Linked DNA regions of Mus musculus: all the other regions are linked to region 1. A link is a loop called in an ENCODE intact Hi-C map of the cell type or tissue named here. Cell type or tissue: left cerebral cortex. All regions are shown on one strand. Region 1 has its middle 94 kb from the start of Gm25987. Region 2 holds the start of Gm49415 (a long non-coding RNA gene). Region 3 has its middle 17 kb from the start of Gm25987. Region 4 has its middle 41 kb from the start of Gm49415.

The links. A loop is a pair of places that touch in the nucleus more often than their neighbours do. Peaks named below come from ENCODE experiments on the same cell type or tissue, not always from the same donor. Only the 100,000 strongest peaks of a DNase experiment are listed, where the experiment ranks them.
Region 2: a loop joins it to region 1, with 12 times the contacts of the local background. A loop is called at or near these places in 2 of 42 quality-filtered maps.
Region 3: it touches region 1 in a loop (5-fold over the local background); 2 of 42 quality-filtered maps call a loop at or near these places.
Region 4: it touches region 1 in a loop (8-fold over the local background); 2 of 42 quality-filtered maps call a loop at or near these places.

The regions. Positions count from the first base shown.
Region 1 is chr15:68,573,681-68,581,680 of GRCm38, forward strand. No RefSeq gene overlaps it. Among named protein-coding and RNA genes, the nearest start is that of Gm25987, 94 kb to the right of the region's middle. In left cerebral cortex, a CTCF peak has its summit at 1,090; DNase peaks (open chromatin) are centred at 4,695 and 6,005; H3K27ac peaks cover 917 bases.
Region 2 is chr15:68,749,933-68,757,932 of GRCm38, forward strand. Gm49415 (a long non-coding RNA gene) reads left to right here and starts at 5,354. Exons shown (of 3, transcript XR_003951645.1): 1 at 5,354-5,987; 2 at 6,709-6,821. In left cerebral cortex, no CTCF peak of the experiment used is centred here; DNase peaks (open chromatin) are centred at 4,695 and 5,099; H3K27ac peaks cover 4,259 bases.
Region 3 is chr15:68,650,566-68,658,565 of GRCm38, forward strand. No RefSeq gene overlaps it. Among named protein-coding and RNA genes, the nearest start is that of Gm25987, 17 kb to the right of the region's middle. In left cerebral cortex, no CTCF peak of the experiment used is centred here; DNase peaks (open chromatin) are centred at 59 and 4,688.
Region 4 is chr15:68,710,480-68,718,479 of GRCm38, forward strand. It overlaps the pseudogene Gm7859. Among named protein-coding and RNA genes, the nearest start is that of Gm49415, 41 kb to the right of the region's middle. In left cerebral cortex, no CTCF peak of the experiment used is centred here; a DNase peak (open chromatin) is centred at 4,097; H3K27ac peaks cover 1,680 bases.

The DNA.
Region 1 (8,000 bases):
GAGAGCTTATAGCATAGTATTTTAAAGGATTCTTTCTCAGACACATAGGGTGCCCAAAAGTTATACAGCTTCCTCAAGTGTCCTGTAGGACTCTCCGTGAATCTCCTCAGATGATTGAGAACAAGCATGTCTTTGTTTTAAGTTCATTTCTCAAATGTTTGTTTCTACTTCTTTGTTTTTAACTCTTCCAGGAAGTGGGTGAGCAAGCAGGTGTCTAAAACAGGAATCCCTAACAAGAGTTCTACATTTTTTGTTTTTGTTTTTGCTTTAATTTATTCAAAATTATTCTTCCCCTCCCTCCTTTTCTCCCTCTCCCTTGCCCCTCCCTTCCTGCTTCCCTCCCCTTATGACCTTCTGCCTTTTGTTTCAGAGAAGGTGAGATCTCCCATGGATATCAACATGCCTTGGCATATCAAGTTGTACATTTAAGAGCATTTTACATTGTTTTCTTCCACATTTCCATGTACATGAGCCTCATCTTAGTCTCTGATGTCTTAATCTTTTACAATGGATGGCACTCTCAAAATTATTCACAATTATTGGGGTGACAACATCTTAATACCCGTATCATATCTACCACCTGCACTTCAGGTAGTATGATTTAGGGAGCATCGGTGATGGAGTCTGTCTTTGGGGTAAGTTTCAATCATACAAGCAGTTGGTACCCTTCACATCCTCCCTTTCATGGCAGATCCAAGACCAATATGGGTATCAGCTCTCTGCTCCTGCCTTTTGGTTCCTTTTTTTTTCCTTAAGATTTATTTATTTATTTATATTAGGTATTTTCTTCATTTACATTTCCAGTGCTATCCCAAAAGTCCCCCATAGCCTCCCCCACCCCACTCTCCTACCCACCCACTCCCACTTCTTGGCCCTGGAGTTCCCCTGTACTGAGGCATATAAAGTTTGCAAGACCAATGGGCCTCTCTTTCCAATGATGGCCGACTAGGCTATCTTCTGATACATATGCTGCTAGAGACATGAGCTCGGGGGCAGGGGAGTGTGTACTGGTTAGTTCATATTGTTGTTCCACCTATAGGGTTGCAAACCCCTTTAGCTCCTAGGGTACTTTCTCTAGCTCCTCCACTGGGGGCACTGTGATCCATCCAATTGCTGACTGTGAGCATCCACTTCTGTGTTTGCTAGACCCCAGCATAGTCTCACAAGAGACAGCTATATCTGGGCCCTTTCAGCAAAATCTTGCTAGTGTATGCAATGGTGTCAGTCAGAATGGATAAGATAAAAAACTTAGGTGACAGCAGATGCTGGCAAGGATGTGGAGAAAGAGGCACACTCCTCCATTGCTGGTGGGATTGCAAGCTTGTACAACCACTCTGGAAATCAGTCTGGTGGTTCCTCAGAAAATTGAACATAGTACTACTGGAGGATCCAGCAATACCTCTCCTGAGCATATATCCAGAAGATGTTCCAACCGGTAAGAAGGACACATGCTCCACTATGTTCATAGCAGGCTTATTTATAACAGCCAGAAGCTGGAAAGAACCCAGATGTCCCTCAACAGAGGAATGGATACAGAAAATGTGATACATTTACATAATGGAGTGCTACTCAGCTATTAAAAAGAATGAATTTATGAAATTCCTAGGCAAATGGTTGGACCTGGAGGGCATCATCCTAAGTGAGGTAACCCAATCACAAAAGAACTCACACAATACGTACTCATTGATAAGTGGATATTAGCCCAGAAACTTAGAATACCCAAGATACAAGATACAATCTGCAAAACACATGAAACTCAAGAAGAACGAAGACCAAAGTGTGGACACTTTGCCCCTTCTTAGAATTGGGAATAAAAAACCCATGGAAGGAGCTACAGAGACAAAGTTTGGAGCTGAGACAAAAGGATGGACCATCTAGAGACTGCCGTACCCGGGGATCCATCCCATAATCAACTTCCAAACACTGACACCATTGGTTCCATTTTGAACTAGGAATACTATTGTTTATGTCCTGAAGCCTCCCTTTTACATTCCCAACTTAGACAGTCTGACTTAGAGTCCCTCACAGTGGCAACATTTATTGCAAGACAGACATCTCCCACCATGTACATTGTCATGATGCCAGAGCATACCCACCAGTGTCTCCCTAAGCTAGGAGCCAGACCCACAATCCTGGTTACTGTGTGCCTAATGTAAATGTTATGCTTTTGAAACCAGCTTTCTTCAGACTTTGCATTTCAGTAGAGCATTGTTCTTCTCTTCTTTCTTCCCCTGCCAGCTTTATTATCCTGCATCCCCCAATGATTGATTTCATTCTCAGTCCATGTATTAAGAATGAATTTTTCATATATAGCCTAACTTTTTCCAGTCCTATGCTGCAAACCAGGAAAGGTCAAAGTTTATCAAGATAATGGACTTTTCACACTAGCAATCCTCTCTTGCCAATGACCTTCTCTTTCAGGCTAATTGCCTTTCGTCTCTAGCTACATGTACTCTAGACTTTGATAGGAATATTTTGGATCCATGAGTCTGCAGTGAGGACACTACCTGTTCCTAACATTCATCTTTCAGTGCTGCATGCCCAAGCGGGGATGGGAACTTTGTCAACTGTATGCACCTTCCTTTCCATTCATTCAGATATCAGTGTTCTCGTCATGTTTTACTACACAAGTGATTGTAGGTTTGCCTCCTGTAAACTGCATAATATAGACAGGACATAAAAGACAGCTATGGTGTTTATTCTCTTGGAAATTGTGGATCCTTCCCCAGCCTCCTTCATATCTTCTGATATTTCTCTGCATAATGAGGAGGATGGGAAGTTATCATGAGGTTTCCAAGATTTCTATAACCCAGAATCTTGCTTGGGTTTGAAAGCACAAAAGTGATGTTTTCCAGGTACCCTTCGATTTTCTGTCTATAGAGATGCTGCCCCTGGTAGTGAGTGCACCACAATGCCTGTGGCAGTCTTTGTGGGAGTTCAGAGGAAACAGATGCAGCAGTGGCTTGCTGGTCGACCACAGATGTTCCTTGGGATGTGTTTTTCGTGTTTAGGGAAGGTGCAACCTGCCTCTGTGATGATATCTTGGTAGGAGAGGAGATAGAGAAATATGACAACATGTATGGTTTTCAGAAAAGTTCAGGTGGGAAACCCAAAGCAGCCTATATTTTTTTTTCTGTGGGGATGAAAAGAATTTCCTTCACTGACAGCTCAAGGAGTGAGGTGACATCCCACATCTGGCACTGGGCTATTTGGCTATGTTTGGCTCTGACAGGAGCTTTATACCTGTAGGATTACTCCAATAGAACTCTTTTATGTGATACATGTAGCTATGAAGCATAGAAAATAGTATATTTACATAATAGCCTTTGAAGCATCCTTTATATTATTTATTCCACCCACATTCCTTCCTCTGCTATTCCTGCCTTCTCTTACCCCACTTAGCCCCCATCCATTAATTCACATTTTCCCTTATTTCCCTCACATTTCAAATTATTCCCTTCCCAGTTTCCTCTCCACAAACACTCTATCTCATCCCCCATCCCCTTGCTTCTATGAGGGTGCTTCCCCATCTACCCACCCACTCCCACCATAGAAAGATCACTGTCCTTAGACAATCTCAGAAATCTTAGAGGAGTAAGCTCCAGGCTTCTGCCAGTTGTGACTTTCTAGACAACTTCTATGTCTGATATGGCCAGGATGGGGAGGACGCTCAAAACCAATGCTATTCAGCACTTAGATTAATTAATCTACCAAATAATTTCTCCATGTTTTGGGTTTTTTGGCCAAGTTTACTGTAGTAGGCCTGTTTCCTCCTATGGAGTTTACCTTAAATTCAACCAGACAGCAGGTAGTTACCTCTGTAATACTTGTGTTGCCATTATGCCAATGGTCATATCTTTTTAGACTGATCATGAAACAATTTGTTATAGAACATTTAGAATTTAGCTGAAGGGTTGAGGAAGAAGTCTCATTTCCTCCCTATCATATGGTTGACTGTCTTTCAGTTTATACAAAGCTATGCAATAAAGCCTTTAACATTGGTTTTAAAGATTCCTGAATTTTGACAAATATAAGAATTTCAGGGATTTATGGGATGGATATAAGACCTACATCAGTTTTATTTCTGTCAGAACTATTAACAGGTGATGGTCCAGGGGAGGTAGAGTTTGTTTTCTTTAAGTGCATGGTCCCCAGTAGATGGACCATGGGAATCTTATGTATATATGGGCAGTGTTAACTGCACTCAGTGTTTTTTTTTTTTAAGAAAATAAAAAGTAGGTAGAAAGTTGGATCTTTGAGGAGGTAGGAAGAGTAGGGTGAATATGGTCAAAATATATTTTATACATGCAAGCAATTCAGAAGAATTAATACAAATATTATGTATTGAAAATTTTTCTTTGAAAGGCACACTTTAATTGATAATTTAAAAAATACCCACAAAATCTTTTTCACTTACACCTACATGCTGTGGGATGTAGGCCTTTAGTCAAGTATGACTGAAAGATGGAAGAGTGGCTTTGTAGAGGTGGTAGTATGGGCAAACATTCTTGGTGTTTGGGTAGGCATCCATCATGGAAAGAATTGGAAGGAAGGATGAGTAGACCCAAGCTTAGGACCAGCAGGGACTGTGGACTGCAGGCATTTTCTACAAGCCTAGGAGCACTTAAGTATAAATAGCAAGACAGATGGTAGGGGATGAGCCAAGACAACAGTAATGAAGAGATTGAGGGGGGTCCTCTATGCTAAGTGTGGAGGCTTAAATTCACATCTTTTGGGTGATTCCCACGACAGCTAGAGTGAGTCACCTGCCCCTGTGTCTAGACATGATGGAATATAAAAAGATTCATGGGACATATGAACATTGGTGGAGTTAAACTCTCTTCTCAGCTGAAGATGTCAGAGACAGTTTTTTCCCTTCTATTCCCCCTCACTTAAGGATGAGGGTTCTAAGAATTATCTGTACATAACAAGATCAAAGAGGGGAAAGAAGGGATTGCTTTCTTGAATGGAAAGCCCGATCCTCAAATTTTCAGGCCGTGGGGTGTTCTGATTTGCACATCTGGACTCACTGAACATTTTTCTCTTTAAGTCTCCGTGGCTTCAAAGAGGAATCCAAAGAGAGGAGACCAGGTGTCATGCTGTGTTTTGGACTTTAGTCATCTACAGGGTCCTTTTTGATCTGTGATAGGAGAAAACATTGCACATTGCATATTCATGAATATCTGCATTAGATATGGCCTGGGTCATAGAGTTAAAGATAACAAAGGAAAGCAAGGCAAAGGGCTTTAGCAGGCAGCAGGCAGGGAACTCTCACTCAAAGCAAGAGGCAAGATTGATGAGGGAGGAGACTCATAGAAATCTGGTTGAGGTTCATAAAGCTCCATGCCTTTATGATGAGCCAGAAGTTTAATATATAAATGTTCTGGGCCCATTTGCCACATTTCTGCTCAGAAGAAACATGCTGATTCCATGGGAAGGTCTCTAGATTGTTCTTGAACATTAGGCTTAGATAGCTTTCACATGTCCTGTTGCCCTTTCTCTTTCCTTCTTTGCCTCATATTCTAACTTCTGTCCATTGATTAATCATATCTTGTCATTAGCCACTGATTGTATCCAAACTGTACTTAAGGAGTTTATACACCTAGTCATTGTAAGATCATAATGTAGCCAAGGACCAAAGAGAGACCTTGATATTGGGTTACACCAGAGTGAGAATTCTGGCTGTCCCATTAAACAGGATAAGTTATTTAGCAATGGAAGAGACATAAAGAAAGAATGTAGGTCTCAGACTCCCTTCCCAACACTCTATTTCTTAAGGAAACTCTAGAAAAACTTGTGTGACATCATCTTCTTACCTAGCTAACAATGCCTGCGCACTAAGGACAGGAGGGCCAACTAGTGGGAGGTAGAGGCAGATGATGCAGAGAAGTAGGATGGTCAGACAGTCTAGAAGTGCTGATTCTCAGGGGTGGGTGAAACTTGGCTAAGAACCTAACAGCATATGTCCCCAAATGGCAAGTCCCTTCTTGTACCACCCCCAAGCCATGGCACGGTACTAGAAGGGCTACAGATGGAGTTCCAGTCATTCAAAGAAGAGAAAGGGCATGGAGCTGCTAAGACAGCTGGGCTGCATCAGAAGTGCTACACTAAGCCCACTCACACATGTGCTCTGCAGAAACCTCTGTGGAGCTCAGCTGATGCAGATGGGGCCTCTAGAGTCCCATTGGGTATGGCTTCCTATGATTAGTTGCTTACTCCATAACTGAAGTTTGTTGAAAGTTTCAGTGTCAGACACATTTTGTGTGCTACTTGCTCTTCTTTCTACCTTTGTAATAATCCTGAGGCAGAAATTATCATTTTCATTTCACTAGTAAGGAAATCAATGTTAAATTAAGTACAGCAATTCTTTTATGTTTATTCAGCTAGGGTTGAGTTCAGGCGTGTTTAGCTGAAAGGTCTTTTATCTGTCTTAATTTATATGTTAATATTAACTAATTGAAGTGAAGAAGCAGACAAGATTCCTGCTCTCATGGTGCTTTCATGACCACAGCATGATTATATAATTATTAAAGAGAGCAGACAACTAATAAAAATATATACCATTTTATATGTCATATATCTTATAAAGCTAACCAAACCAAGACAAACAAACAAGCCACTTGGCATGTCAATAGGGATTACTTTAGTCTGGGTGATTTGAGAAAGTTTTTGTATTGATCTGGAAATGATCAGACAATGAAAAATACTAGTCAAACCCAGGGTAGAGTCCAGCCCATCACATCACACACGTCACAGCATTTCACTCCACCAACCCCTTCCCATCCTGTTTCTTGCCATCCATCAATCCCATCTCATCCTATCCTACTGAGTCCCTTTCCATTTATACTATTCCATACCACGTATTATATCTCATACAAAAACAATTCTATTCTATTTCATTCTATTTCTTCAAGCCCTAATCTACTCCTTCCCTTTCATCTGACCCATCTCATACTGTTCCATGTCATCCCATGTCATCCCATCCCGTCCCATTTGTTCCATTCTGTCCCATCTATTTAATCCTCTCTCATCCCATCCCATCTCATCCAATTCAATCCCACCCCATCCCATTCGAGAAATCCTATTATTATTCCATATTACCCACCCTATCTTACCTATTTTATCCTGTTCCATTCCTTTCCATACATAACTCTCTGAAAACTATTATTGCATCCACAAAGGCTCTCATTGCAGTCTGATCATTGAGTTATCCATCACACAATCATGAGCACTGAGATTCAAGATTGGTAGGACTGTTATGTGGTCAGATTTATTTGAAATTATTAGCACATGATATAGAAAACAGCCAAGTGTGGGAGAAAAATACGTGTATCCTATCGTGTTTGCTTTTCAGCTAAAGAAAGAGATGTGGAGAAAATAATTTTCACTAACAACTCTTTTAGTCAGATAACTCTGTGTTACCTATTAGGTAGGATCTGGGCTAAATGTGCCCAACAGTAGATCAGTACAATCTGGTTGACTACTGTTGAATGGGGACTCGAATATTTACATTTTTTTCTCATTATCAGAGGTCTGAATTCTTTAATTCAGATTAAATAAAGATTCTTTAAATCTACAAGATGTTTGAGGAACTCACCATGTTTTAAACCTATGTTCCTTCTTTTTCTTCCACCAAATTTCCTCCATCACTTCTCAGTTTCCCTGAAGTTTGAAATCATCAAATGGTAGAATTGCGATTTATGTGTTCTTTCATTCATTGAGTCACTTTCCTGAAAAATCATTTGGAGTGGTCTTAAAAGGACTTTTATTCAGCTATAAGGAAAAACACCACTATTATATTCATAAGAAAAGCCACAGAGGGGCTGTTCTTGGGGGAGAGGGTTGATTTCTTGCCCCTCATCCCCTATTCTCATATTCTGTCTCCTCCATTCCTTTCTCTATTTCTCTCCCTACTAAAATGAGCTAAAGAAACTTGTATATTACATGTTTCTTCTGCCATGATGCTGAACTCAAAGTGTATGGGCCAAGCAACCATGGAC
Region 2 (8,000 bases), 180 kb after region 1:
ATAATGAGTTGTGGCTTAAATACAAGTTGAGGACATGGGGGAAATTGCCTTTCAGAATTCAGAGTGCTGAAAGAAAAGAGAAATGGACACTGAAGCACCACCAAGTTATATCATTTAGAACCAGAGATGAAATCCAACATTATACAGAAGCCAGGCCCTCAAAGTGAATGTCTAAGCGAACCTCAGATGGAGGCTCAAGAGTGTCTATCTGGTGAACAGTAGCAATGAAATAACCGTTGCCTTAATCAGTAGCTGGGAAAGTGTGTTGGGTGCCAAGGATCATGGCTAAGTAAGACCTACTAATTCTCTTCATGCCCATTTATTGCTGTGTATGGTCTCTAATGCTTCTAATGCAAGGGCCCAACTTTACTTCTACCCCAAGTTCTTTCCTGGCTCCTAAGCTAGGACCACAGAGAGAAGGGGAGTGAGGATCAGAATCCACAGGACTCCCAAGTCAGGGTGGGTTTTGTGCTCCTTTATAGGCTGCCTTGATAACACAGATCCTTCTCTGCTACCCTTCTTTCAAACTGATATTTCTCTTGCTATCATAGTCCCTCTGTGTCTAATTATTACTCACAAAATCCCTAAGGTCAGATCCTTCAACTCTTGTTTGGTCTGACGAAAAGTAGTGGATTTGCACACTCAGTTCTTGGCCACTGAAATCTACCTACACAATTTCAAACACATGTCTGTGCTCAAGACTTCAGAGGTGTTAGAGAAAGAATGCCCATGACTCTTCCCAGGATCCCACTCTGTCTTTAGGTAAAAACAAAACAAAACAACAACAGCAAACCCAACAAACAAACAAATAAACAAACAGGCAGACAGACAGACAGACAGACAGACAGACAGACAGACAGACAAAAACAAAACTAGAAATCATTGATTGAAAAGACCACTACTGTTTTTTAAAATATCTTCTAACACTTTCCAAGTGTTTATGTATTTAATAGCAAAATAATAATGCCCAATATTTATTGAGCATTTAATACTTTACAGTGTGTTGAATTCACTAAAATAATGATCTATTTTATCATAATATTAGCCAATGAATTACAAAATGTTGAACCAGTTTTATAAGAGACTAATGAGTAGATTGTTCTAATCTTGACTAGTATACAGTCTGAGATAATGCAGAATCTTATATGCTGAAGCTATATCATGAATTAACAGAATTAATGAGTAAAGCATAATAATTTTAAAAGATAAAGTGGATGACTCTACTTTAGTTTCCAAGTAAGGAAAATTACTAAGCACAATAGAGAATCAGTTGAGAGAGTGTGACACCCTTGGAGGAGAGAAGACAGCAATGAATATAGAAAATACATTTAATTTGCCTAGCCTGGTAATGTCACATATACATAGTCTACACTTTATGATAGGCAAGAAGTATTAACTGAGGCTATAGAAAGCTGAAATTTAGAATAGAACCTAAATCCTTAATAAGAAATAGAATAGAAAAATGCAATTATGAAGGTAGGAATTAAAAAGGAAGTACTTCTTCAAACAGTGCTCTATGGGGGCGGAATCCAACCCTTCAGTGCAGGTGAATTTGGAAAATGGACTCCATAATGCAAGTTCAGAAATCTCAGCTCAGTATATTAGTATAAAACATGATTCTTGTGTTATAGCATCCCTGCAGCCCTTGATGAGAGACAAAACAAAGTGCTTAGAAGCACAGATTTACTCCTCAAATGCATACATTTCCCACAAGACAAAATTAGCTTTCTCAGAAGATGAATTAACCAAAAGCACGTACAAATTACATGAGCAATGGCTTACCACAGGAGAATTTCAATGATCATGGTTAACAGGGGACCCAACACTTCCAAGACACTGAGACAACAGAACAGTCCAAAGGGACTACACAAAAGGAATATTCTAAAACTATTAATTAAATGAACAAAAAAGCAGTAACCATAAAGAGACAATAAGACATTTTAAAGAAAGCTGTATTACTTTACAGAAAAAGAAACTTGAATGACTAGACAGTAAGAATTGAGTTCCTGAATTTAAGAATCTACCATGTTAGTCAAATATCAAGCTAGACACAGCTGAAGAAGATGACTAGAGAGCTGGAAGATAAATCTGAAGAATATAATAGTCAATGAGTCAAAAGATAAAAGTCTATGAGGGAAAAATAAGAATATCTGCTGAACAGAGCTAGAAAATCCAGAATTTCACCAGTATGTAAGATTTGTAAAAGTAGGAAGATTGCGCAAAGGCAGTACTAAAAGATGTGGATATGGGCTTTGCAAAAAGGATTAGACATATTATCAGGATGTGAATCCTCAGCAGTAGATGAGTTGAGCTTCTCAAGATAAAATAGAAAGTCAAAAGGGGGGGGGGGGAGCCAGATTCAGATGCACTCATCCTGAGTGTCAAATTCTCCATTGTAACCAGCACATCAGTGCCTCCATACTGCAAATGCATCTTCGGCATCCTCTTTAAGGGCTCAGATCATGACTAACCCAGAAAGCCCTTAGAGCTATAAAACCCCTCTGAGATACTATGTCACCCAAACCCAGTTCCAGTCATGAGGCTGTCAACACAGCATTTCTTGAAATATGTTTTATAAAAAGCAGTTTTACCACGTGGTGCTCTTTGCAGAGTGATAGTGATATTTTACTGGTGAGATGTGTTGGGTTCTGTGGTCAAGTATGTTTGAAAACAATGTGTATGATACATCTTTTCCCTGAGTTAGTAAATATCAGCACATTAAACTCAATGACTGGTCCTGATGATGATCTCTGACCCACTTCCTCCTAAAAACTGAGGAGATGTGAATACAGGAATACATCTTCTAGATAGTTCCTTTGCTATGGAGTGCAGTACCCTCTGAGGCATTCCTCTCTGTTTTCCATATAGCTGTTATTAACAGAGTAAATTTCTATATGAGAAGGAACTCTTTCATATCCTTTGTATGGCTAATGATTATGGGTCATAAGGATGAAATACCAACACCTTAGCCCAGTCAAGTTCTATTAAAGTAACAACAGACCCAAGATCACTGTGATTTCCAATAAGAAACATTTTGTTGTTGTTGTTGCTTATTTATGTCTGCTCCTGATGACCTGAGCCTCTGCTTTTGCTCTTCGGTGGGAGGTCCATGGTGATACAAATGCTTTACTTTGGTCTAGTGGAGTAAGTGGGAGGGAGGAACCATAAGGTGATCAGGATAAGAAGCTTCCAAGGACAGGGAAGCCAATATGTGAGAATTATAGTATCATCAACTACATTGTCAACTCTGTCTGAACTACTTGGATATGCCAAGTAAGTGCTCTGTTGCATTGCTTTTCCCAGCTTCTTTTTTATTATTCTGTAGACTTATTTTCGGTTTCTTGGAATCTTCCATTTTGTATGGAATTCCAGACGAGGGTGATGAGGGTAATGATGATGGTCATACTGGTGATAATGATGACAGTAATGATGATTGTGAAGATGGTAATAATGAACTGAATGGTGATATTAGTGCTGATTGTTTTGATGTTATTGGGTATGACAATGATGATGATAGTGATGATAGCAATGAGAGTAATGATAATAAACACAGCTGAAGATAAGAAGCCTGTGGCTTTACTCTGTCCTTTACCTGAACCATCTCTTAGAATCCTCACAACCGGCCTGGCATTGGGCATTCATTGTGTTCCTTGTACAAATTGGGAAACCGAGGCTCAGTAAGCTTATTTAACTTAGCCAGATTCATATAACTTAGACAAAGCAGAGGTGATCTTACCATAAAATTCGCTCCTTCACCTCTGATGCATACTGCCTTCCTAAGCAGCAATGACCCTGGACATGCCAGAGAAGCTGAAGATGAGCTGACACAGTTGTCCTCTTAAGAACATATGCTGTGGGATATTAATGTCCAAAACAGAGATCGATATTCTGTGATTGCAATGTGTGAATCAGAATATGTTGGCACATCTTTCACAAGTGCTTGTCCTCTAAGCACCTAGAGGGCCATTTGTACATTTAATGTACATTAAAACCATCTGCACGCTCCTGATGTACTAATCAACAGAATAATTTATGAACATGATGTGGCTCACAGATGGAGAAGTGCTTGACTTTATATCTCCTCCGACTTTTCGTGATCACCTGAAGCACCGTGTCAAGAAGACTCCTGAAATGTCTTCAAGGAGAAGTATAGTCAAAGAAATGCCGGGTGAAAGGAAGGAAGGAGGAAGGTGTGGATATGTGTACCAAGCATTTGCTATCTCTGTTTAAGGAGAGTTAGTCATATGCTCCTAGGAGAAGATCATCTTTACATTAGTATTTAATATTATTAAAGGTGGAAGGAGAAATGAACCCAAATCTAGCATCTTCCTGTGACACAGAGCTTCACCTCTCACAGCACAGTACAGACGAGAAGGAGTGCTCTTTCCCTATCATTTGCATGGCTGTGACTGCAGGACCTGACAGAGATAGTGTAAGGGAGGGGTGGTTTGCTTGTGCTGTGGTTTCAAAGGGCTTCATTCATTATGGTGGTGGGGAAGGCATGGTGGAGCAGGTGAGCTCAGTGCAGTGGAAATCTGTGTCAAGACTTGCTCACATAGCTCCAGACCAGGAAGCAGAGAGTGCAGCAGAAGTTGGGGGCCAAGGAAATCTTCGAAGGCTCTCTCTCAATGACCTGCTTCCACAAGCTGCTACATGGTTCCTAAAACTTTCACAATCTCCCCAAATAGCACCACTGGCTGGGAAGAAACCTTAAAAACATGAGCCTGGAAGTGTGTTTCATATTCAAATTTAAGCAACAGACAAGAAGCTCATAGTTGTCAACTAACTTTCCAAGACCCATACTAGCAAGGGTTAGACATGGCATGTAGCTTTTTTTTTTTTTTAAATTATTTTTTACTAAATGACAGCACACCACTTCCTAAAATCCTCAGACTTCAACAAAATGTCTACTGGAATGTGTGATGATTCCAGGATTCCCAACACTTTTCTCATCTTTCCTCCTTGCTGGCTGAAAACGCACCCCTTTCAGAACACAAGTGACTCTGAGGAAACACACTCTGTTAGACCAGATCGTGCCTCCCAAAGGTGGCAGGTTTGCATCACGACTTTACATAAATGCTCTTGGCACTGGCAGTGGGCGTCAGGCAGGAGGATGGCTCTGCCACAAGACAAATATAGAGCTGCCATCCTTAAAACTCTAGCAAGAGACTAACCCTCAAGGGAGATGCCATGCAATAAATAATTTTTTGCCACAACACATTGCTTCCCTTTGCATAAATTTAACACCCCATTCTCTGTACAATATGTGATCTTCCTGCTAACTCTCCACAGACATAAATAGCTTTGGCAAGATGTGATAAAGGAGAAGTGGCAGAATGGAAGGGAGACAGGACACACTGAAGACCTTGACCTTGATGCTGGCTTTTCCTCAGAGAATATTATTTCCTGAATATTAAGACTATTCAGAAAGTGATGACAATGCAGCAAATACCAGTCTGATGGAATCCCCAGAGCATGATGTAATTTCTAATTTTAGACTCTAGAATGTCAGTTCCCTATTTGCTCTACAAGGTGCTGCCTGGCTGCATGCTTGCTCCCTCCTTTCCATTGCAGTAGCTAACATATTCCTCACCTTAGGTATGAAGCCTCGGCACCAGAATCAAAAGCCAATCTTGCCTCCAAGGAAAGGACTCTGAGAAGGCTTAACAAGACTAAGACCTGTCAACTATTTATTTTTCCTCAAGTCTATATACCACTTCAGGTTGTTCTGGAATTTTTGATGCACATATGTAAAATTAATAGATGTATTTCTGGAGTATAGACTGTTAGATATTTCAAATCTACTTAAGTCATTTTTCCTGTAGTTTTTGTTTCAAACATGTGTCTCAAACATGGCCTTTGGGCAATAGAGAATCTTTAATTTAAAATAGTATGGCATGTGCCCGTTGCTCTACATAGCTTATGTAACTTTGGCATTCAGTCTGAAGAGAATGCCTCTCTCCTGTGGATAGAAGACACCTGGTTAGGTAAGTTCATCTTCTTAGTGCTTCAACATTGCCATAATTCAGTACCACAATCTGCTTGTGTTGTCTTCTTCTGATCCTTGTCATTCTGAGAGTGCCATTTACTGTAACCCATCTTCCTGTATCTACAGATTTCAGTGTGACCACACAATCTGTAGATTCCATTCCTGGAAATTGGGCATCAGAAGGAATTCCAAGGGGCAGGGAAATGTCAATTCTATGCATGTAGTTTGATCACTAAGGTGCAAGAAAAATGAAATTTCACACGCATAAAATTTGGCCATGTCAGGGCAGGGGGAGGGTATAGGGGACTCTTGGAATAGCATTTGAAATGTAAATGAAGAAAATATCTAATAAAAAAAAGTTGGCCATGGATTTTCAAATTTCAGGTGACAAAGTCACTACTTTGAATAGAAACTAAAAAACTACAGGCCCAGATAAAAACCAAGAGCAAAATGATTCCAGAAGGAGTTAAGTCAAGGACAGTAAGTGGCACGATGTGCTGTGGCGTATATACTGTCTCACTGTCAACAGCCTCCCCTGACCTGGTAGCCAATGTCTGTGTCTACACTGGCAGTTCCTAGTTGAGGTTATTCACACTGGCCAACTGGAGGAAACAGGGCACTTCTGTTTCAACTGCTTCATTTCTAGGATTGACTTGGATTTTCCCGGTTTATGTACATGGGCCTATAATTAATCCTAACAGCTTTCACTAATGTTGCAGGTACCATTTGGTTATGGGCAACCCAAGGAGATGGATTAATGGACTAACAAAGTAGAACTAAACGCCAGCTATCATCTTTCCAGACCATCCTTTTGCTGCCTAATACAGCAATGGTGAGTAGTTGTGCCGAGTATCACACCTGTCTGGTATGTTACATGCCTTAAATAGACTTGGAACTTAATATTTTATAAACACTTATTCCAAAGTTCTGAGTTCTGATGTGGCATTACATTGCCACCCACTAGAGTCCTTGTGGGCATCAAAGGTCAATTATATTGCTTGTATGCTATCATTAACTCAATGGCATAATCATAAGAGCCTAAGCCACTGGGTGAGAACATAAGGAGTTAAACTCCAGCTGTATTCCTATGACTACTGCTTCTTGTCACTCAGCCCCTGAGATGTATTACCATGCCTTACTACCTAATGACCATTTACTGCCCTAATACCTTAGCTCTGCTATAACTTTGTTCTCTCTGAATATTGAATCTATATATTTTAACTGAGAACCAGTACTGGAGGACTGTGGCACTCTGGCCTTCCTGTAGAATGAAGACAGTCTGCTGGGTTAGAATAACTCAGTTACTAACCATCTTCACTGCTTTCAAGCCACATCAACATGTCAATAATCAACTATTCCAAATACTTCCATCCCAGCTTACTCTTGCCTGGATGCACTCAGTTGCCGTGAATACCAGTGCTGTTTTTCTAATGCAAACATGCAGAGGCCCTCTCTGCTACCTAGGGTTTGCTAGAGAAAGAAAATGGATTGAAAGGATATTCATTGTAAAGGGGATTTATTACACTGGCTCAAGAAATATCTTGAAACTGGGTAGTCCAACATTGGCTGTCTTCACACCAGAGAGCCTGAGAGTCCACTAGCTACTCATTCCATTCAGTTGGATGACTCAACAGTCGCAAACTGGTGCTGATGGCCTGGGGTGGGGGGATTCGTTATAATCTTGCCCTTTTTGATCCCAGATCCAATCAAGTTGAAAATCAAGATTAACCATCACATCATGCTTCTCTTCACTCTCATCTAGCCAGCCACTCAGTTCTGTTAGCTCATCTCCCCATAGCTTTCCAGCAGAACCTACTTCTGTCTCTCTTTATGGTCAGCATGTTGGCCTAAGCAACGAGCATCTTCCACCCTGACTCCACCCTGTTTCCAATCTTTCCCTCTACTATTTTTTGCACAACAAAGCCAGAGTAAGCTTTTCAAACCTATGTGGAGTTTACAAACTGGAATGCACTGAGCTCTAAGTGTTTTCTCTTTGTCTTAGCCTCTTTCT
Region 3 (8,000 bases), 77 kb after region 1:
AAGAAACATTTATTTAGCTCCCTCATCTATGTGTTAGCCATGAGTCAGCTGAATGCACTGGGATTGGCTGATGTGGTTGGTTCTGCTCCAGGAGTCTTTTATTATCCAGAAACAGAGGGCTTCTCTGATGTGCCCTGTGTGGTTATGATGGAAACTCGTGACCTTAGACAAGAAGCAGGCACATACTTGCTTATATTTTATCTATTTGTCAGAGGTTGTCTTGTAGCTAAATCAAGTAAAGGGTTGGTGAAGAGGCTTTGCTGTCTTTTGTGGGAGGAGCTGCAGTCACACGACAGAGGCACATGTCAAGGAGTGATAAAGACTCCTGTCTGGGAGTTGCAATGGACTATAGTCACTTTGTCTACAATCCAGATTATCCTAGTCTTTGGGCATGTCTATGAGGAATTGTCTTTTTATGTCAATTGAGATGGGAAGTCTTGCTTATTATGGATGGCCCCATTCCTTAGACATTTTGTATGAGGGTGAGAGAGTAAGTTGAGTGCAGATATGCATGAATGCATTAATTACTTTCTGCTTCTTGAGTATGTATGTATGCAATATGATCAACTATGTCAATGTCCGGCTGCTGTGACTTCCCCACAGTGAAACATAATCAAAGGTCTAAAAGAGGGTTTCCTCAAAGTACTTTATATTCTCCTGGTATGAATATTTGAAGGGGCATATCTGTTGTACCAGGCTCTTTTAGGAATGATCTTATAGGAGCCAAGTGGTAGTGGTGCATGTCTTTAATCCCAGCACTCAGGAGACAGAGACAGATGAGACTCTGAGTTTGAGGCCGGCCTGGTCTACAGAGAGAGAATTCCAGGACATCCACAGCTACACAGAGGAAACCCTGTCTCAAAAAATAAAACCAAAAGCAAAAGCAAAACCCTCAAAACCAACCAACCAGATAAATAAATAAACAAACATCAACAGAGTTCTATGGTCTCACCTGCCCCAATTCATGTATTAGAAACAGTCCTTAATGTAATAATAGTATTGGAGGGTGGAACATTCTATGGATCTGCCTTCATGAATATACTAATGCTGTTTCTTTATAAAAAACTTTAACAGGAGTCTTTTATTCTGCCTCCTGTCAAGGAGGATACTGGTTCACTCCCCCTGGAGGAGGCTATCTTGTATATTTTGGGCAATTCTCAGCAAATGTCAGGGACTTGACTTTGTACTTCTAGTCTTCAGAACTGTGAGGAATAAAGATCTCTTCCACATATTTCCTGTAGTCTATAGTAGTTGGTTAGAGCAGCACAGATGAACTAAGAGAATAAGAGACAGCTTCTGTTTCTATGGAGCTTAATTCCTAGCAAAAGGGGGCCAGAACAATGTCTAGTGATACAGATGCTGTGCTTCCGTGAAGGGCCAGAGAAGAAATATTTTTGATTTTGGAGACTTCAAGGTCTCTGATACTATGGCTCATCTCACAGATAGATCAGGAAGGCAACTGTAGAGTAAATAGGAGTGACTGAATTATCATAAAACTTTGTTTACAAAACCAAGCCAAGTAGGATTTGATATAGAGGCTTAGGTGGTCCTGATTTGGGTGTACACAATACAGTAATGGAATGTGTAATGACTTGACTGTGAATGTCATCCCCTATTAGCCCATATATTTGATTGCTTGGTCCCCAGTTGGTAAAACTGTTTGGGAAGGATTTGTTCATGTGACCTTCTTGGAGATGTGTCATTGGGAATAGGATTTAGGGTTTTGAAAGCCCACCCCATTCTTATTTATGTCTTTGCCTCCTACTTGCAGATAAAGATATAAACTCTCAGTTCCAGTGTTGTTCCTGCCGGCTGCCATGCTCCCCCCATCATGAAGGCCATAGACTCACATCCTGAAACTGGGAAACACAATAAGCCTTTTGTTTATCAATGAAGTCATGGTATCTCATCACCAGGCTAGAAAGGGTAAGCTAGAATAGCAGAAGAAGGGGTGGAGATCAGAGAACAACTTTTCATCCATGTAACTTAAGGTGATCCCTAACCAACAGGAGGAAGGAGACCATCAATCCAGTGAAAGCCATAAGAGAGAAGGTCCCGGCCATGGGAAGAGCTAGCACAAAGGCACAAACACACAAAGGTAAAAAGGTTAGAAGAATCCAAGGAATGAAAGCAACCCAGAGGATGAACAGTGTGGTTGCACTTATGGGAGAAAGGGAGAACAAGGTGAGTGTAATTTGGGCTAATAAATTCAGGTATTTATAAAAAGCATAATATGAAGTGTAAAATTTATTCTGACACTTGTTAAAAAATAGTAAGACAGATAACATTTAAATTTCTACAATAGAGGAAAGCAGGATTAGTGATTTATGTTTCTGTGCGTCATGTAGGATAGAGCCAATAATTGGGGAAGGTGGTCGCTCGTTTTAATTGGCAACTTGACAAAATCTCAAATCACCTGGAAAGAGTGTCTCCATAAGGGACTGTCTAGGTCATGTTATCATATGGGGGTGTATCTTGATTATATTAATCTTGATATTATCTATCTATATATTATCTATATATATTATCATGGTTATATTATATTGAGCTGGGAATACCAGCTCATGTGAGTGGCACCACTCCCTAAGCAGGGGATATTGAACTGGATAAGAACAGAGAAATTTAGCTGAGTATAGGCATGCGTGCATTAACTATTTCTATCTGCTTCTTGACTCTGTATGGATGCATTATAGCCATCTATGCCAGGCTCCTGATTGCCAGTATTTTCCTAGTGATGAATGGTGTAGTAGATTGAATGAAAAATGCCTCAGCTAGGCTCATATATTTGAACATTTGTCCCTCGTTGTTGTTGTTGTTTGGAGAGCTCATAGAAACTTTAAGAGATACCGGCTTGCTGGAGAAAGTATGTCACTGGAGGTGGGTTTGGAGGATTATATAGCTTTGCTCCGGTTTCTGTTTCCTCTCTCTCTGCTTCCTATGTACAGATTAAAAAAAAAAGTGTCATCAGTCAGCTTCCAGATCTTGCCCCCATTCCATGCTATCCTTTCTATGATGGACTTGATCCCCTGGGGAATCATGGCCCAAACAAACCATTCCTTCTTTAAGTTGCTTCAGGTCAGAGTGTTTTATCACAGCAGTGGAAAAGTAACGAATTTAGACTTTAACATGGTCATGAGAGCTAGAATAAACCACTTCTTCCCTCAATTACTTTTGTTAGAGTTTATTATCACAGCAACAGAACAAACACCAAGACAGGCAGACAGTGGATTGAAAATTGCTCTGAGATTGAAATCTAAGTGTAAGAGGATTCTTTCTCAGCTGCTTGTTACAGTGTTTACTAATAAAAAGGTCAAGTGTTTAGATAACAATATATGGAAGAAGCAATACCTTCACATATGAAAAGTTGAGAGTCTTACGTCGAGGAAGTAAAAGGGATACAAGGGAAAGGACCCCAAGACTGGAGCTTCAGCTGTAATAGTCTGTCTCTGATTGAAGGGAAGATCTAGAGCAAATGTCAGATTAACTTCAGTTAATTCTGTATGGGAAGCTGTGGATGATGCCTTTAACAATTTACCTAAAAAGTAACAAAATGAGAGACAGCTGAGGCATCATGTGAAAACTCCTAACTTCCACGTTGAGATGGTTTGGTACCAGTTTAAGCCAATTGGTTTGGTTTCCCAATGGTCAACTGTAACTTTTTTTGATTGTCAGTGAGCTTGAGAAACTCTATTTTGAACTTCAGGACAATTTTAGAAAATATACTTGAAGTTATTATTAATATGTCAACTTAAATACATTAAATACATTAAGGTTTTTATTTTTTTTAAAGGAGACTTTTTTTTTACTGGGTGAAACTAGAGTTGTCAGTACAAGGTCAGAGTAGTGGGGCAAAGTCAAGATGTACTCAGTGTGGAAGCACAGAGCAGCCCGGGGTTTGGACAAAGAAGAAGCCTGTTATCCATCACTGTAGGAGCTTGGGAAGAGGAGTGACATGCTTTAATTTTTATTTAATCAGACTGCTTGTTGTTTCTGGACTGATTTCAAGAAGATAAGAGCAGAAGCAGGGAGAAAGCATAGAAGGTGACCTTCCTAGTCTGTGACAAGCTAGGCCTTGGATGCGAGGTGTGTCAATGGAAACGGACACAAGTCAATAGCTTGGAAGGTCCTTACAATAGAGGTTAGAGGTTAGAAGGACCTTCCAATGGGCTGGATACAGAAGTGCAGAAGAGGAGAAAGCCAGTATCTAAACTGACAATTGCTGGAGAAGGCTGTGGTCTCACTGAGATGCAGAAGACTAGGAAGGGAGTACTTTGGTACCTAATATAATCTCTCATCATGCAAGGCAATCCATAATGTGCCACTGGACTCTCTTTATCATAGCCTGAGGGGATCAATCAGGCAACAGAAGAAGAGAATGAGCTCCTTTTGGCTTTGATAATTTCGGCAATGACTACTGGACATCTACAAGGAGCTATGAAGTGGATCATAGTATTCATGAGTCTAGAGTTGCACGGAAAGGTGGTTTCTAGAAAGACAACTGATAGAACGCATCCGTGATAAATCATACTTGAAACTCCAGGAGTTGTTAAGACACTGGGTGAGAAAGTTCAGGGAAGGAGAGGAAGTTAACTGAAGTTGAGGTCCAGGAATCTTAACATTCAAGAGTGGGAGAAGAAACTGGCAAAGGAGACTGAAAGTGTAGCCAGGATATAGAAGGAAATCCAGTAAAACAGTAACAGAAACTCTGAAGAAGTAGTTGGCGGTGTTTCCTGCTGTTGAGAAATTTTAAAAATACAGTAGAGTGTGTTAAGATTTGGAGATAGACAATGAGTTCCATAAAAATCCCTGAAAAAAGACTGTGAAGCCCCATCATGATCCAATGACATCATATAAAAGAGTTCCTGTTTCAATTTTTACAACTGATAAAAAACACAACACAGCAGAATATGTGTCGTTAATTGTATAATGAGCAGAAACTTTCTTTTGAGTGAGTAATGTTTGAATATAAACAAGAAGAGGTCAGGTATCATTACTTGGAATAATGTGAAGAGAATATAGTTAAACAATTCAACAAAATTGCACCTCTAGTAGGTGCCTTGACACTTACCTGAAATCCCAGCATGGGGGAAGCAATGCAAGGTGTCTCAAGTTTGAGACTGCCTGAGCTATATAGTGTGACTCTGTTAAAGAAAAATAAAATGAAGAAGAAGAAGAAGAAGAAGGAGGAGGAGGAGGAGGAGGAGGAGGAGGAGGAGGAGGAGGAGGAGGAGGAGAAGGAGAAGGAGAAGAAGAAGAAGAAGAAGAAGAAGAAGAAGAAGAAGAAGAAGAAGAAGAAGAAGAAGAAGAAAGAAAGAAAAACAAAAAAGAGAAAAACATCCTGAAAATTTGAATATATGGCAGGATGTTCAAATAAATCAAAGATATGCAAAATAAAATAACAATAAACCACAGTTACAATACTTGAAGAGTATTAAACATTACTTCTTATTACAGAATAATAGGTCCATGAGGTAAGAGCAAGGATAGTCTGACTACCAGGAGGTGATGGTTAAGCTAAAACTTATAAGATCCATGAAAATCTAGCAGGCAGAGAGGGCTGAGAAGACCTACGGGGCAATGGAATCCAAGAAACAGATACTGTGAATGCAGGACTAGAAATGGTTGTTCAAGACTTTGACAATGACACGCTAGTTATCAATCACCCCTACAGGGTCTTCAGGAGTAGGGTGGAGGCAGGTTTACATGAACAACTACTGTACACAGCTAACACATAGAAAATTCTAAGGTAAAAAAAAAAAACATCTATTATTAGTGCTTTAAGTTATAGGGGTGACGTCACCACTGAAGTAGTGCACTGTCCTCTAGGAGAGTTGGGGGCAGGAGTTTCATAATATGATTTAATCTTGGCAAAGTGTTTAATTTTCTTCCTTAATGTTGAGGTGCTAAAACCCCTCAGGTAACCCTGTCCCCCACCCCCCCCCAACAAAAATAAGAACAAAACTTCCGGAACATAAAACATAATCTATCTATCTGGGATTGTGGTGGAAGCCTGAATTTGTTGGAATCTGTATCAGTGAAGTTGAGAAAATTGTACAGAGCAGGAGCCACAGCTCCTAGGGACACTGTGAACATAGCAGCAGTTGAGAGGAGGAGGAGGAGGAGGAGGAGGAGGAGGAGGAGGAGGAGGAGGAGGAGGAGGAGGAGGAGGAGGAGGAGAGGCTCCTGAAACATACTTGACACTTGATCTTAGCCAAAAGGCCGAGAAGGGATCTGAAACATACTTTAAATTAATGCCCCATAGCAACAAACTTTGAAGATTATGTTTCAACCACATAGCATTCGGGAGGAGTACTGGAAGCGGCTCTCAAATCCTAAACCATGGCAGCTACAAAGCACTGCATATTTATTCTGGCCCGCCCAGCAAGATGCTAGAGGGTCATTTTCTGAGCTTAGGCGTTCAGTAAGAGAGCCAGTCATCTGTAAAATAGAGACATGCTAGTTCTGCCTCTCTCAGACTTGCTGCCAAGCCCCTGTGTGATAAAGCTGGTGGTAATGCGTAGAAAGCTGACTACCACTGGAGATGTGTAAACTATTATTATTCCCCCACCTGCTGCTGTTAATGGCTCTGTGGTGCCCTGCAACCAAAATCTGCTAAGGAAATCTGAATTCTCACTGAGGAGCAAACAAAACACGTCTATCCTGTCTTGGCAAATATCACAAAAATAAGACATAATAACATCCTTGGGACAATTAAAAAAAAAAAAAAAGCATGACTCTTGGTCCAAACTGTAGCCCACTCAGAAACTTCAAGTTCCAGGATTCCAACCCAGCTGCATTGCTTCGAAGTTCTTTCTTTTTATACATGATAAATGACAGGATTTCAGATTGGGAGAGAGGGGCTTCCTCACAGACTTTCTGGACCTTTGTCCCCTTGCAATACAGTATTTTAAATGACACCCAAGTAACTCTGAAGTGCAAAGTTTGGAGTGGCTTAAAGGTAAATGTGATGTGGAACACTGTGTACCATGGCTTTATATGTTAATGTGTGTCTCCTGTGTGTGAAGATAAACACTTGTGAGCATGTCTGTGGAGGTCAGAGGGCAAACTTGAGTCCTGTTCTTTAGGTGTTGAACATCATGGCTTCTGAGACAAGGATACATTGGACTGAAAATTGATTGAATAGGTTGGATTGATCTATCAGGAGGCTCCTGGGATCTACCTGTGTCACCTCCCAGGGCTGGCATTACAAGAATGCTACCCCACCCATCTTAGTTTATGTCAGTTTGGGGTTGAGCTCTCATCCTGTACTTGCTAGACAAGCACTTAACTAACTTTTCTGTCCAACCAGTCCCTGAACATGTATCTTACTCTATTTTTTAAATTATTATTCTTTAAATTTTTTTTTACAGTCCAGTCCTTATCCCCTCACAGTCCGCGCTCTGACTGTTCCTCATCCTATATTTCCTCCGCTATCTCCAAGAGGATTTCCCTAACCCCCACCCCGACCCCACCAGACCTCCCCACTCCCTCGGGCCTTAAGTAGGGCCTTAAGTAGGGTTAGGCGCTATTTCTCTCACTGAGGTCAGACCAGGCAGTCCTCTGCTATATGTGCCAGGGGCCTCATATCAGCTGCTGTATGCTGCCTGGTTGGTGGCTCAGTGTCAGAGATCTCGGGAGTCCAGGTTAGCTGAGACTTCTGGTCTTCCAATAGGGTCGCCCTCCTCCTCAGCTTCTTAGAGTGCTTTCCCCTAATTCAACCACAGGGGTCTCCGGCTTCTGTCCACTGGTTGGGTGTAAGTATTCACATCTTACTCTTTCAGCTGCTTGTTAGACCTCTCAGAGGACAGGCATGCTAGGCTCCTGTCTGCAAGCACACCATAGCATCAGTAATAGTGTCAGGCCTTGGAGCCTCCCATTGAGCTGGATCCCAAGTTGGGCTGGTCACTGGACCTTCTTTCCCTCAGGCTCTTCTCCATTTTTGTCTCTGCAGTTCTTTTAGACAGCAACAATCTTGGGTCAGAGTTTTTGACTCTGGGATG
Region 4 (8,000 bases), 140 kb after region 1:
CAGTTTGAAAATTCGTTCTATTCTTCCAACTGATAACAAAGGATTGTGATTTTAAGAAATGTGATTTTTGCCAGGCGGTGGTGGCACATGCCTTTAATCCCAGCACTTGGGAGGCAGAGGCAGGCAGATTTCTGAGTTCAAGGCCAGCCTGATCTACAGAGTGAGTTCTAGGACAGCCAGGGCTATACGGAGAAACCCTGTCACAAAAAAAAAAAAAAAAAAAAAAAAAAAGAAAAAGAAAAGAAAAGAAATAGGATTTTTGTGTGTTTAATTCTTAAGTGCCATGTACACACTGAAAATAAGAAGCCAGGGCTTGGGAGATGCTTCTGTGATCAAAACACTTGCCGTGCAAGCATGAGAGCCTAAGTTTGAGGGTCTGCATATAACTCCAGCTTTAGAAGATACTAACATGGATACCTGCTTTCCCACACACATATGGATGTGCCCACACACATGCAAACCTACACTCACATGAAAATGTGAAAAAATGATTGGCTTCCATGAGTTACCATATCTTTTTTATACAGTTTGGATTCAATGTGAGGCCATGCATACAGTGCATCATTGACAAGAATGGATGGAGAAGAGAATATAGGTTTGTTAGTAGGACTAAAATCCAAGAGGTTTGGGTAATTCAGACTTACTAAATTAGTGGAGTCACTGGCAATCTTTACTTACATATAGAAAAGAGGATGGAGATAACCTTTTACACATTATGTGGGATGATCTAAGAAATTGCAAGGGGTAGAGAAAACCTTAAAGTAGCCAGGTGGGGCTGAAGCTGGATCTTTTTTGGACAAAGGAGGCAAAAGTTATATAAAGAGAAGGGATTTGGTAGAGAATTTGGGCAATGAAGAGAAGAAAGGAAAGGGAGAGAAGAGAAGGAAGGGAGAGAGGGAAACACAGAGAGAGGTAGGAGAAAGAAAGGGGGAGGGGGAGAGGAGGGGAAGGGGAGAGAGAGAGAGAGAGAGAGGCGCTGTTGAAAAGGAAAAATTGCTTAATAAAGCAATGTAGGTTTGGAATGTTGGTAGATGTGTTTTGCTCTTCTCTGTAACCACAAATACCCTTCCTTTCAAGTCTTAACTTTTTTTTTTTTTTTTTTTTTTTTGGTTTTTCAAAACAGGGTTTCTCTGTGTAGCCCTGGCTGTCCTGGAACTCACTCTGTAGACCAGGCTGGCCTCGAACTCAGAAATCCGCCTGCCTCTGCCTCCCAAGTGCTGGGATTAAAGGCGTGTGCCACCACGCCCGGCTTCAAGTCTTAACTTTTAAAGAAATCAACCATTCCCTTCCAGACACCGATGTAATTTCTGATGTTGTAAAGAGGAGAAAGCTCTGTGTGTGTAGGGGGGGGGGGGTGTGCACGCGCACGTTCACATGCATGTATGTGTACATGAGTATGAATGAGTGTCATCAACAAAAGTTTCTGGGACAAAGCTGTGTCTGTAGAGCAAGGCTGATTTTTCTGGTTACAGTTATGGTGATGTGGAGAGATTGTGATGGTGAAGGCCCAGAACTAATTATTTTATCTTAAACTAGCTTTAGCCCCATGAATAGTCATTCCTCAACCAACTCTGTGACTAATAGATTAAAAAGCCAAGCCAAAACAAACAGACAGAAATCCTTTTGGAATCTCTTAAGTCAGCCAACCATTACCTTCTACCAGTCCCAAAGTTAAGAATGGCATCAGCATCTGAGGGTGCTGAAACCTTCCTTTCTGTGACTACCCCTCTGCTATAGCTAACAATGTATTTTACACTGGTCTTTGGTCTGAAAACTATAAAACATTGTGAAACTTTTCCCATGTTGAAACATGGAATTTAGAGTAAACTAAATTGGTGTCCTGGGTCATGGTCACTCAAATTTGACTCTAGAATAAACCATTCTTTAAGGCGAGAGAGGTGGTTTTTGCATTATCATTGTGTATGCATGTGTGTTTATGTGTAGGTCTACGAACATGCATGTATGTTGGCATGAGTGCATCATTTGCATACATGTGTATATGTGTATGATATATGTTTGTTCCTGCTTCTATTTCAATGTTCATGTAGTAAGAGAGAGTTAAGAGAGGGACACATAAGAGGACTCAGCTATATCTCAGTTGTCGCAGTTGGTCAAGTACAGAGTCCTTCAGAGTGGACCAGGATGGAGTGAGGCAGTTGTCTATAACATAATTTTCTCATTCTGCTGCATTCATTCCTTAGGACTTAGTTCTTGAAACCTACCTGGGTGAGAATCCCTGGTTGACACACTAAAGTCCCTATCATCTTGGTGTTAGAGTTAGTGATAACAAGATTAACTACAAAGAATATAGGGTTGAATATATAGCTCAGGTCCATAAAGTGTTTGCCGTGGGAGCACAAGAATCTGAATTTAAGCCCTTATAGCCCACATAAAACCCAGGCATGGTATGTGTGCTTGGAAGCTCAGTGATATGAAGGTGGAGACAGGAAGACCTCTGGGGCTCACAGATCATATGGGCTAGCCTAATCTTCAAGACCCACATCCCCGTGAGAGATCCTATCTCTGAACCCCAGATGCATTAATCTGTGGGCTAAAAAGGACACAAAGTTGGGTAGATAACAAAGGATATACACAAGTAAGGAGTAGAGGAAGAGGTCAATATGGTCAAGACTCAATATACAAAATCTACGAAGAACTGTTAATCAAAAACAAACAACAAAAACCAGCTACCGAAGAAGGACACTCAAGGTTGACTTAGAACCATCATGTGCTTGTGCCCCCCTTTACATGCATTTACACCTGCACACACACGTGCCCACATGAAGAATCACATATACATTTTTTTCAAAAGAGATTTTTGACAGATATTTTTTATATTTCACTAGCAACTCAAGGCAGCTAAAATCAGGAAAACACAAAGGACTTTCACATCCTAAGTGGAGGATAATGGATAGTGTACAATTGATACACGCTTAACATTTCTTATGCTGAAGTAATTTTGAGAGATCTTTGCTCCTTGCTGCTTATAAGTGATGAAATAGCATCCATAAAATGCAGGTCAAAAAAGCACAGCTTGAAAAAGCAATTAAAGCAACCCTCTATTGCTTTCCCCAGTCACCTCTTTGAAATTTATGCAGTAGGTCCACCTTTTCATGCCCCTAATAAAAACAATGCAAACTCACTCATAGCTTTTTAAGCCATTTTAAGTTCCAGCCATTGTCTTGATTTAGTACTCCAGTGCCCACTCAAAGATCTTAGCCCAAATGGGGTGATTTTATAGTGAGTCTTCTTCATTCTTTTGGGCATAGATAAGTTTGCAAGAGCCTGTGGTGGGGAAAGGTAGGACCTCTGTGGTGGGTTTCTCAATATCTGACTTGTGTTTTAACTGTTTAATGAATGACAACTTCTTTTTCCATTTCTATCTCTCTGGGACTGGAAGGGGTGAGAGGAGAGGGGCAAGTGAGAAGATCTGCTTTGGATGTCACTGCAGGATCTGTCAGAACCATTGACATTCCTGGATACTTCAGACATCTTACATTTACAAAAGCCTCTGAAAGTCCCCCACACCAGATAGAAGCAACTGCATTTTGGAAGATGTCTCCTTCCCTTCCTTTATTAACTGCTAGAATTCTGACTTTTTAAATAATGACATCTCACCACAACTTATATTATTAATTTCAAGGTACCTTCTCTGGCCATCTCTCAATGAAAAATGTCACACGTCACCTCACTGGTTTCTGGAAAAAGCTCCTGTGGCCTTTGCTCCAAGAAACCCTAGGTTTCTAAGCAGGCTCCATCAAGAAACTGGTGATTGGCCCTCTTCTCTGTGGTCCCTTGGTTAGGAGTGGATCTCAATGTAAGAAATACTTCCTGGAGCTTTGGGGTGACCCACAGAGGCCAAAATGCACAAAATGCACTGTTGCAGACATCTCTGCAGGTTTCCTCTCTCCGTCACTTTGACTTTCGTTGCAACTGCAGTGTGGATGAGGCTCTTTGGACAGGCGCCCTGACATTTCCTTTTCAGTTTTACCACTGGGAATCTGGATTTGAATTTCTCATGTGTTACCTCATGGCACTTGCCAGAGGCTTTGAATTTAACAGCCTGCTATAAATTTGCTTCAAGATATCTTGTGTGCCAAGAAGAGAATTTTTTTCCTCTCTCTTTCTCTCCCTCCTTCTCTTTTTGGTCTTTCATCCAAATGTTCTGTGCCTGTGCAACTCTGTGACTCAGTAGCTTAGACACATTCTCTAAGTCACGAGATGGAATGACTCACACCTGTTTTGTACTGTCTCTAAAGATGACACTGAGTCTTCAGGGAGGACGACAGCACTTGGTACAATTCAGGTAAGGTGGAAGCTAGACTGAAGAAAAAAATCCCTGGAAAATTAAGATGAGACACGACATCTGGTACTAAGGACAGACCATGGCATAAGGCATACCATTATGCTACATAGCACATCACTTTTTTTTGGAAACCTTTTATTAATAAACTTCCATAGCAGAGACTATAATTACAGGATCAGTAAAGATAAGTCCAATGGTTGTGGCCAAAGAAAATGCAGATTATTTAAGATGAATTTGCTTCTTTTTCATCTGATTCGTCATCATCCATCACCTGCTCTACACCTTCCACTTCTGGAATATAAAACTGCAGCATGTTCGAATCCCGCTCTTCAGGGTGATGATGGAGCTGGGGCAGCTGGGGCAGGAGCCCTGGAGCTTCAGCCGCACAATGCCATCTTCAAAGGCCCTGTAGATCACGTCGCCCCCATCCTCCTGCACAGTTGGCCGTATTCTAGTATCTAACAGTTCTTTAATCATTGCCACGACTCCGTCATCTTCCTCAGAGCCTGCTTCTCCCGGAGGCGGAGGCGTCTCCTCGGTCACTAGGGGTAAGCCAGATGCAAAGAAGTCCATAATTGTGGCATGAATGTCTGGTTTCAGTAAATTCCAGTCTAACTCTCCATTCTCCTTTGTGACTGTGATGAAATCTGGGCCGAAGAAGACGCTCTTCACACCTTCAATTCTGAATAACTGCCTGGCCAGAGGGGAGCGGAAAGCTGCAGCAGGGGTGGAGAAATCCATGGTCCTCGTCTCAAGAACCCGCTTTCCTGGTATAAACTTTAAGCTGTTGGGATTTGGGGTGTCTTGTGTTTGAATAAACATGTTACACAAGGATGCGCGCAGCGGGAAAAGTGGTCTCCGTACATATTGGTGCAGAGGTTGTTTCTTAAAGGTGTGTGGAGTCGCTACATGACAGAACCACCTGCACAGCCGGGCTACACCGACCGCTGCTCCCCATGCCCGCTCGGCCGCCGCCATCACTTCATTTTTAAAACAGCCATCCTCCTCTCCGAAGTAGTATTATTTCTTCAGATATTGCTCAGATGTTACTTTTTCTAGAAAGCTTGCTTGACCACAGACCATAGTAAGGCTGTGCTCTACTCTTTCAGAGCAAATTGCTGTTGAGTATTTATCACACCGGGCAGTAATTGTCTGCTTGCTCCTGAGCTTCTTCATTTATTATCTAAATGAAAACAAGACAGACAAGTGACTGTGTTATCATTTATCCTAAATGCCTGGTGCAAAGCCGACATTCATAGACGCTTAATAAACATTGTGTTTATGTGATAGTTAGGATAAGGTTAGGGTATCCTGTAGCAACAAATAACCCCCAACACTAGAGATCTTGGCCTAGGTAAGATAGAATGTGTCCTCACGTTAGGCTACAGAGACATACCAGGGAAGCTTTCCTTCATGAAGTGACCCAGCCAGTCAAACCTTCTAGATCTAATAATCCCATTTCAACAACCTAATGTGCTCTGTTTGTTTTGACTTTCACTCTAAGAGTCACTGTCACAAAGATTTAAAGAACAAAATGTAGGAACTGAACCCATCACATGATGAGCATTTCACTGTGAGTTCAGTGTGGTTTAGAAAAAACTATTAGAAAGATAGTTCTTCTCTCCGTTTAACACACCTGAGAACCCACTCATAAAAATACTCTTCAGACGTTTTCAGAATAAATATAACAGAAACAGGAAAAAAAATGTTGATCTAGGGTTTAGTGGTTATGAGCACTAACTGTTCTTCCATAGAACCCTCGTTTGATTCCCAGCAGCCACAGGGCAGTTCACAGCCATCTGTAACTCAAGCATATTGTGACCAGACATATATGCAGGTAAAACACCAATACATATAGCAAACAAATACAATTTATAAAAGCGTTTTTAAAAGCTGTAGTAGAGAAAATGTAATGCTGAGATAGTGGGCACCATCTACTCTGTGCTTTAACATGGGATTATGCAAGTCACTTATGTGGCACATTGGCCAGGACTGCTCCTGTGGATTTGTGTCACTGTGATGGTAAGCGTATGATGGTAGTGTGAAGAAACTAATCTCCCTGTTCCCCAAACCCCATTTAATCTCTTTGTGCAGACGCTGGTCGGCTGAACACTGAGCTGACTAGTTTGACAGACACTGGAGCAAGTGGAGGGTAAAGTGTTATGCTGGAGAAGGAGGCTACACGTGGGAAACTCTCAGGGCCACATGGAGTCCATCTTTGTTCAACCATATGAGCTGCTCTATCTGTTGGAGGCTACATGGTACCTCGGATCTATTATTTGTGCTTCTAACAAATACTTAATCAAGGACTTCAGCAACCATGTGACAGAGTTGGGATTTGGGCTTGGCACTTGTTCATAGTGTGGAATATTCAAACCTATGCATGACAAAAATTTTGGGCAAGCAGAAACAAGAACATTGGGGTGCTGCTAAATTGGTCCCAGGACAAACAGTGCAGTGAGCAGTTGCCTCTACTCTTTTAATCAAATTTGACAGACATACCACAATGTAGCAAGGTCACGTTTTCAGTCTCTCTCTCTCTCTCTCTCTCTCTCTCCCTCTCTCTCTCTCTCTCTCTCTCCTCTCTCCTCTCTCTCTTGCAATGAAGAGTTAGCAAAAGCCACATTTTGTTATATTTGATATATTTAATTTTGGCAGCTCTATTGAGTACCTGTAATGCTCAGCAGGGTTGAGGTGCAGAGGGCTTACAGATGGGATATGAGCAAGCCCTGTGCTTTAGGTGCTCAGCATTTAGAAGGCAGTGGGCAATGATTGCAAGCTCCTTCTGTCCACTGCATTGCGAAGGTCTTCCTGAGTGAGGCAGTCTGCAGCAATGTGAGTCAGGAATTTGAGAAGAGTAGGGTTCAGAAGTAAGAACTGTCTATTTTTAAAAGTTGTTGTTGTTATTTTTTTAAAGATGCTGGATAGTTTTTGTTGTTGTTTTCCTGTTTGTTTTCTAAAGAGAGAAAGAAAGGGCAAAGAGTTGGATGACTGGAGAGGCAGGAAGGATTTGGAAGGAAATAAAATGTGGGGAGTGTGTTCAGAATATATGAAAAAAAATTTAATGTTTATAATTGCATATACTATATGTACTGGCTAGTTTTGTGTCAACTTGACACAGGCTGGAGTTATCACAGAGAAAGGAGCTTCAGTTGGGGAAATGCCTCCATGAGATCCAACTGTAGGGCATTTTCTCAATTAGTGATCAAGGGGGAAGAGCCCCTTGTGGATGGGACCATCTCTGGGTTGGTAGTCTTGGGTTCTATAAGAGAGCAGGCTGAGCAAGCCAGGGGAAGCAAGCCAGTAAGTCTCCTCATGACCCTGCATCAGCTCCTGCTTTCTGACCTGCTTGAATTCCAGTCCTGACTTCCTTGGTGATGAACAGCAGTATCGAAGTGTAAGCTGAATAAACCCTTTCCTCCCCAACTTGCTTCTTGGTCATGATGTTTTGTCCAGGAATAGAAACCCTGACTAAGACACTATATTAATTCATTTCTCATCTCTATGACAAAATACCTAAGGAGATCAACTTAAAAGAGGAGAGGTTTGTTTTAGCTCATTGTTTCAAAGGTTTCAGTTCACTGAACATAGGCTCCACTGTTCTTGGGACCTGTCCTGATGAAATACATTTTGATGGAAAGGCATGGAAAGGCTAAGCTACTCACTTCTTGCAACCAGAGAATTGTGGTATGAA